Regions from separate parts of the Homo sapiens genome. Here region 1 is linked to region 2. A link is an interaction called in ENCODE POLR2A ChIA-PET data of the cell type or tissue named here. Cell type or tissue: K562. All regions are shown on one strand. Each heading gives the region's core, and the rest is flanking DNA. Links, peaks and the distances in the headings are about the cores only.

Region 1 (2,922 bases), core at 205-2,704, 84 kb after region 2:
GGAGAGGAGTCACAGGTCACAGCAGCAGTCACTTAGTTGGGGACTGGATTGTGGAAAACTGTTTGGATGTCAGTAAATTGTGCTTGCTTGTAAATGGCAGAGAGTGACCAGGGCTCTACTTTAGGACGAGTGCTGCCATCGCTCGAAGGTGGGGTCAGTTAGGCTATGGAAGAATTGGATTAGGGTTGCAGCAGTGGGGAAAGAAAGGCCAGATGGGGAGAGGCTGGAAAGAATTGGTTGACTGGATTTGGGACTGAGCAGATGCGGGTAGGGAGGAGGAAGCAAAGGTGAATTCAAAGTTTCTGGCTTGGGTGACTGGGAGAGAGGGACACCTTTAAGTAGGTGAGGTACGTAAATCAGAAGGAAACTGCCTTTTTGCTATTCTGTTTTGTTTTGAGGATTGGAGATAGGAAGTAAAAAGGGGGTCATTATAATGGAGTCTTTGTCTTTTGTGATCTTTAAGCGGAAAATAGACCGTGTCTGTCCTGGATATTTAAAATGTGGGGAGGTAAGTGGCACAACTGATCTCAAGTTCCTTTCTGGCTTTGTGATTTGAGCTGAATTTTTTATACTGAATTGTGAAATTCATTGTGTCTTAGAAATATTTTTTTTAATTTTTCAAAGAATATTGCTTTTCTACAATGAAGAAATTCAAACCTACAGTGCTATAAATTTTTAATTGGCATAATTTTGTATATGCAGTTTTAAATGCTGATTTTTTTAATCATACATGAGCATTGTAAACCAATGCCATTTTTCAAAATCACCATAAATGTCTCTATATTAATAATATTTCGGGGAAAGGATATACCATACTGTATTGAACATTTTTCTCTCTTTGGTCATTTTGGTTGTTTCCTATGTCTTGTCATTTTAAGTTGTTCCAATTCACATTACTGAAGCAAAGTAGAGCTGTGAATAATTCTTTTTAAAGCTTTAGTTTCAATTTACTTAAAAAATATATTGGTTTGTTTTAATCAACGAAATACTTCCAGGAGCACCAAAGAATTTTATGTGGATTGAGAGTCATCAAAAATATTGCTCTATTTATTAAAAATATGTAACATCCCCAGTTCTTGACAACTTGAAAATGAAGCAGCATTGTTGCCTGGGGTAAATACCCGGGGTTCTTCATCTCATCGAAGATTAACAATAGGTACACGTGAGTGGGTTAAGGAGCAGAGACTTTAATAGGCAGAAGAAAGGACAGAGGAGAGAGTAGCTCTCCCTCTCTTGTGAGACAGAGGAGTCCAAAGGGAAAAGCGGGCCTGCAGCTGACCGCAACAGGTTTTATAGTCTGGCTTGAGGAAGCGGTGTCTGATTTACATAGGGCCCGCAGATTGGTTCAACCAGGTGTGACGTTTACGTAGTGGGTGGGGAAGGCTGATCACCCCACCCTAATCTTATTATGCAAATGGACTTTCCACTCGGCCAGTGCCGTCTTGTCTGCTCCTCACTGTACATGTGGCTGGCAAAAAGAGAAGATGGAGCTGCCATTTTGAACATGCCTAGTCCCAGGTAGTAGTATTCCTACTGGCACAACTGCCGACATTCACCTGTGCAAGTTTCCAGCTTGCTTGTTTACGTGTGCAGCTCTCTTTTACAGGCTGCTGTTTGTTAAAAGAGAAAATGATTTTAGGGCTGCTTTTCATTAAAAGGAAACCCTTACCGAGGGCTCCCGAACCCTCAGTACCTGCCTAAGTAATTTCTTTTTAACTCGTATATCAAAAACATCTGGTAAATGATCACAATTATTTGTTGTTGACAGTGAATTCCTTTATAAGAAATAATTTGTGTAAACTATAAATTTGAATAAGATATTTCCTTTATTGTTAATTTAATTTTTTGGTCTTAAATATTTTCACATCCTAGTGACAAATTGAAGAATTTGCCAGTTTAGACTTCTCTTTTTTTTTTTTTATAAAATTTAATTTTCTTTTGAGAACTGGAAAAGGTAGTTTATTTCAAATTTGGTCCCCATGATTGATGTACTTTAGTAATGCATTTATTCAGTTTTGTGTATCTGGATATGTGGCATTTCAGTGAGACAGCTTCTACAGAGAATTGGAAAATTACATTCTGAAATATCAAAGTTTTATAATTTGAATAATTTACGGAAACCTTTCTAAAATGAATATACATTTCTGCCTTCTTAAAGAATTTACTGGCCAGGCATAGTGGCTCACGCTTCTAATTCCACGCTTTGGGAGGCCAAGGTGGGCAGATTGCTCGAGCAACATGCTGAAACCCTGTCTCTACAAAAAATACAAAAATTAGCCAGGCATGTTCCACATGGCTGTAGTCCTAGCTACTCTGGAGGCTGAGGTGGGAGGATCACTTGAGCTTAGGAGGTCGAGGCTTCAGTGAACCATGAGCATGCCACAGCACTCAGCCTAGGTGGCAGATCAAGACCCTGTCACAAAAAAAAAATTTATTGATCACAATTTACTTTTTTTCTGTCATACACAGACTTCATCATTATGGATGATCATCTTTTTTTTTTTTAATTTTTTATTTTTGAGATGGAGTCTCGCTCTGTTGCCAGGCTGGAGTGCAGTGGCCCGATGTCGGCTCACTGCAACCTCTGCCTCCCAGGTTCAAGCGATTCTCTTGCCTCAGACTCCCAAGTAGCTGGGACTACAGGTGCATGCCACCACACCCAGCTAATTTTTGTATTTTTTTTTTTAATAGAGACAGGGTTTCACCATGTTGGCCAGGATGGTCTCAATCTCTTGACCTCGTGATCCGCCCGCCTCGGCCTCCCAAAGTGCTGGGATTACAGGCGGAGCCGTTGCCCCCGGCCCTGTGATCCTCACCACAAATTTTAGAGTAATTATTTTCCTTTTGAGAGCCTCAGCCACTTTATGAAATCTGAGGGTTAGCCTTTTATGTATGGGGGAATCGCTCATCATTCTGTTTTCT
Region 2 (2,922 bases), core at 217-2,716:
TTGGAAAATTTCAAACCTATGGAAAAGTTGAATGACTAGTTCAACTAGTCATCCATACAACCTTCTCTTAGATTCACTAGTTATGAACATTTAGTTTGTTGTGTATATTTCTGAGCCATTTCAATATAAGTTGCAGGTGCCATGTCTCACCCCTGAATACTGCAGCATATATGTCCAAAGAGCAATAACTACATAATTATAATACCATTTTTACACCTGAAGAATTTGTTTTATTCTGACACACCAGATAGCTTCATACATAATGAATTGTTTCCAAAATATTATTTAGAGCGATGTGGAATTTTTTTTTTTGGGGGGGGGCACATAGCATTTGTTTCTCAAGTCTCTTTAGTCCCTCTTTTAATACACAATCCTCCCATTACCTTTTTTGTTGTTGTTCATTTCATGATACTGACATTTTTAAGAGTCCAGGCCATTTTCTCACAGAGTTTCCCACAATTTAAATTTGTCTGATTGTCTCATGATATATTCAGATTAAACATTTTTATTAAGAATACTACATAGGTGATTTTGTGTACATTCCACTGTATCACGGCAGGGGGCACATGATGTTAGTTTCTCCTTTATTGGTGAGGTTGAGTGTGATCACTTGGTTAAGGAGGTGTGTCCTGCAGATCTGTCTGCCATGAAAGTTCCTTTTACCTTTGTAATTAACTAGTGATCCAAGAAAATATTTTGAGGCCATCTGGTTATCCTGCACCCATAACAGCTTTCATCCAGTGGTTTTAACATCTATTGATGATTCTTCTCTGCATCAGTTATTACATTGGTGATTTCAGAATTTTGAATGTTTTTGTGAAAGGGAAATTTGTTTAAGGTTTGGTATATTAGAGAGAGAAGATACATACATGCATGTGTTTGTTAATATTTAAAGTTACTTTTACCAATCAGGCAACTTTTAGGTGAACTTCTAGTTGTTTGCGTGGTCATTGATTGCTTTATTCCTACTTTGTAGCATCTTTAAAAATGCTTACCAAGCTGGGCACAGTGGTACACAACTGTAATCCTAGCACTTTGGGAGGCTGAGGTGGGAGGATTACTGAGACCAGAAGTTCAAGACTATCCTGGGCAATGTAGTGAGACTTTGTCTTTGCAAAATAAATAAACAAATAAAAATGTTTACCCTAGCTATGCTGTTAAGCCACACTATTACTACTGAATACAAAAAAAATTAGGAATTCTTCAGTTTGCTCAGTTGGTAAATCTAGAACTAGTTGGGCATCAAATCTGATCAAGAGAATAAATAAAATCACCATTTCCAGTTGAACTCACATAAATGAATTCTGTCTAAAACTGTGCTATTCAAAATGTGGTTGGCAGACAGGCAAACTTGTCAGCATCAACTGGGAGTTCGTTAGAAATACAGATTTTGGGACCTACCTCAGACGTATTGAATTAGAATCTGTGGGAGTGGGGCCCAGGAATCCATTTTAACAAACTTTCCAGGTACTTTTAATGTATACTGAAGTTTGAGAAATAGTGATCTAAAATATGTATTTGGCATATACTAATTACATATTAGGTGCAGTGAGGAATCAGTGTGGATATTGAGCCACTGCATGCACTATCTACAACAGTCTTTAGAAGCAAAGAGAATACAAATATAAAACGGAGACTAGGAGCAGACATATTACAAGTAATAAGTACTTAGCAGGCATTGGGAGAAGTGTGAGTTTGTTTGTATTACTGGTTACCAAATGTGCCAGGTACTGTGTACTAGGGATTCAAAAGTGACAGCTATGATTCCTGCCTCCTGGGTTATTCTGGCAGAGGAAACAGACCAGTTCTATGATAGTGGTATCCCCAGGGTACCATAGGAATACAGGGGAAGCAAAGGGAATCCTTCTGGGGACTGATTGACACCAAATCTGCCTTCTGCCATTTAATGGTCCTCCAGTGGGTTCTGTGGGTAAATAGAAGTTAGCTGGATAGAAAAGTGAGAGCTAAGGAGGAAGGACAAAGAAATTTGACATACAAAAGTATTCTGGGTGAGGTGGCATGCAGCTTTAGTCCAAGCTACTCGGGAGGCTGAAGCAGGATGATTGCTTGAGCCAGGAGTTTGACAACAGCCTGGCCAACATGGCAAGATTCCATCTCTTAAAATTTTTTTTTTTTTAAGTAGCCCCATATGGTGGCTCACACCTATAGTCCCAGCTGCTCAGGAGGCTGAAGCGGGAGGATTGCTTGATCCTAAGATGTTCAAGGCTGCAATGAGCTATGATTGCACCACTGCATTCCAGTCTGGGTGACACAGTGAGACCCTGTCACCAAAAAAATAGTGTTCTGTGTTTGAGCAAGCAACTGCAAGTGGATAATAGATCTGGGTAAGGGAATGGAGAGAGATGACAACAGAAATATCGACAGGCCAGATTCTGAAAGGCTATAGGTTATATCTAGGAATTTACATTTCATCCTGAAATATAGAGCATTTAATGAGGGATGTGATATGAGAGTTTTTGAAAGATAATTCAGAGAAGTAGAAGAAAGCCATATTAGAGGCAGGAAGATAAGAGTTCATTACAATTCAGGTCAGAATGGTAAGGGCCTGTGCCAAGGAATGCTGGGCTAGAGAGGTGAATACTGATAAAAGGGTATTTGCAAAGGTGAATGGACAATATTTGCTGGCCAGTTGGGTATGGGAAGTGAGGAAGGCAGTGTAAAGTATGACCTTCTAGATGTCTGGCTTAGGTAACTGGATATATTTACCTCTTGTGAATATACGGGGTAGAGTTAGTTTGCCAGGGTAGATGATAATTTTAGATATGCTGCGTTGAGATTGATTGTAAAGGGATCATTACTTTATCAGTAATACATGGAATTTTTTTACCAGGCCTGAAAAAAATTTTCTAATGTTCTGTCAGCATTTTTTTCTCACTTTGTCACATGAAGCAACTTGTACTT

The links. ChIA-PET counts read pairs that join two places held together with the same protein. Peaks named below come from ENCODE experiments on the same cell type or tissue, not always from the same donor. Only the 100,000 strongest peaks of a DNase experiment are listed, where the experiment ranks them.
Region 1: POLR2A ChIA-PET joins it to region 2 with 5 read pairs; 27 of 35 experiments call an interaction of 5 or more read pairs at or near these places.

The regions. Positions count from the first base shown.
Region 1 is chr1:100,361,708-100,364,629 of GRCh38, forward strand. All of the region lies in intron 2 of CDC14A (cell division cycle 14A), which reads left to right. Among named protein-coding and RNA genes, the nearest start is that of CDC14A, 11 kb to the left of the region's middle. In K562, for the core only: no CTCF peak of the experiment used is centred there; a DNase peak (open chromatin) is centred at 1,364; H3K4me3 peaks cover 1,282 bases.
Region 2 is chr1:100,277,491-100,280,412 of GRCh38, forward strand. All of the region lies in intron 8 of RTCA (RNA 3'-terminal phosphate cyclase), which reads left to right. Among named protein-coding and RNA genes, the nearest start is that of MIR553, 2.3 kb to the right of the region's middle. In K562, for the core only: a CTCF peak has its summit at 555; no DNase peak of the experiment used is centred there.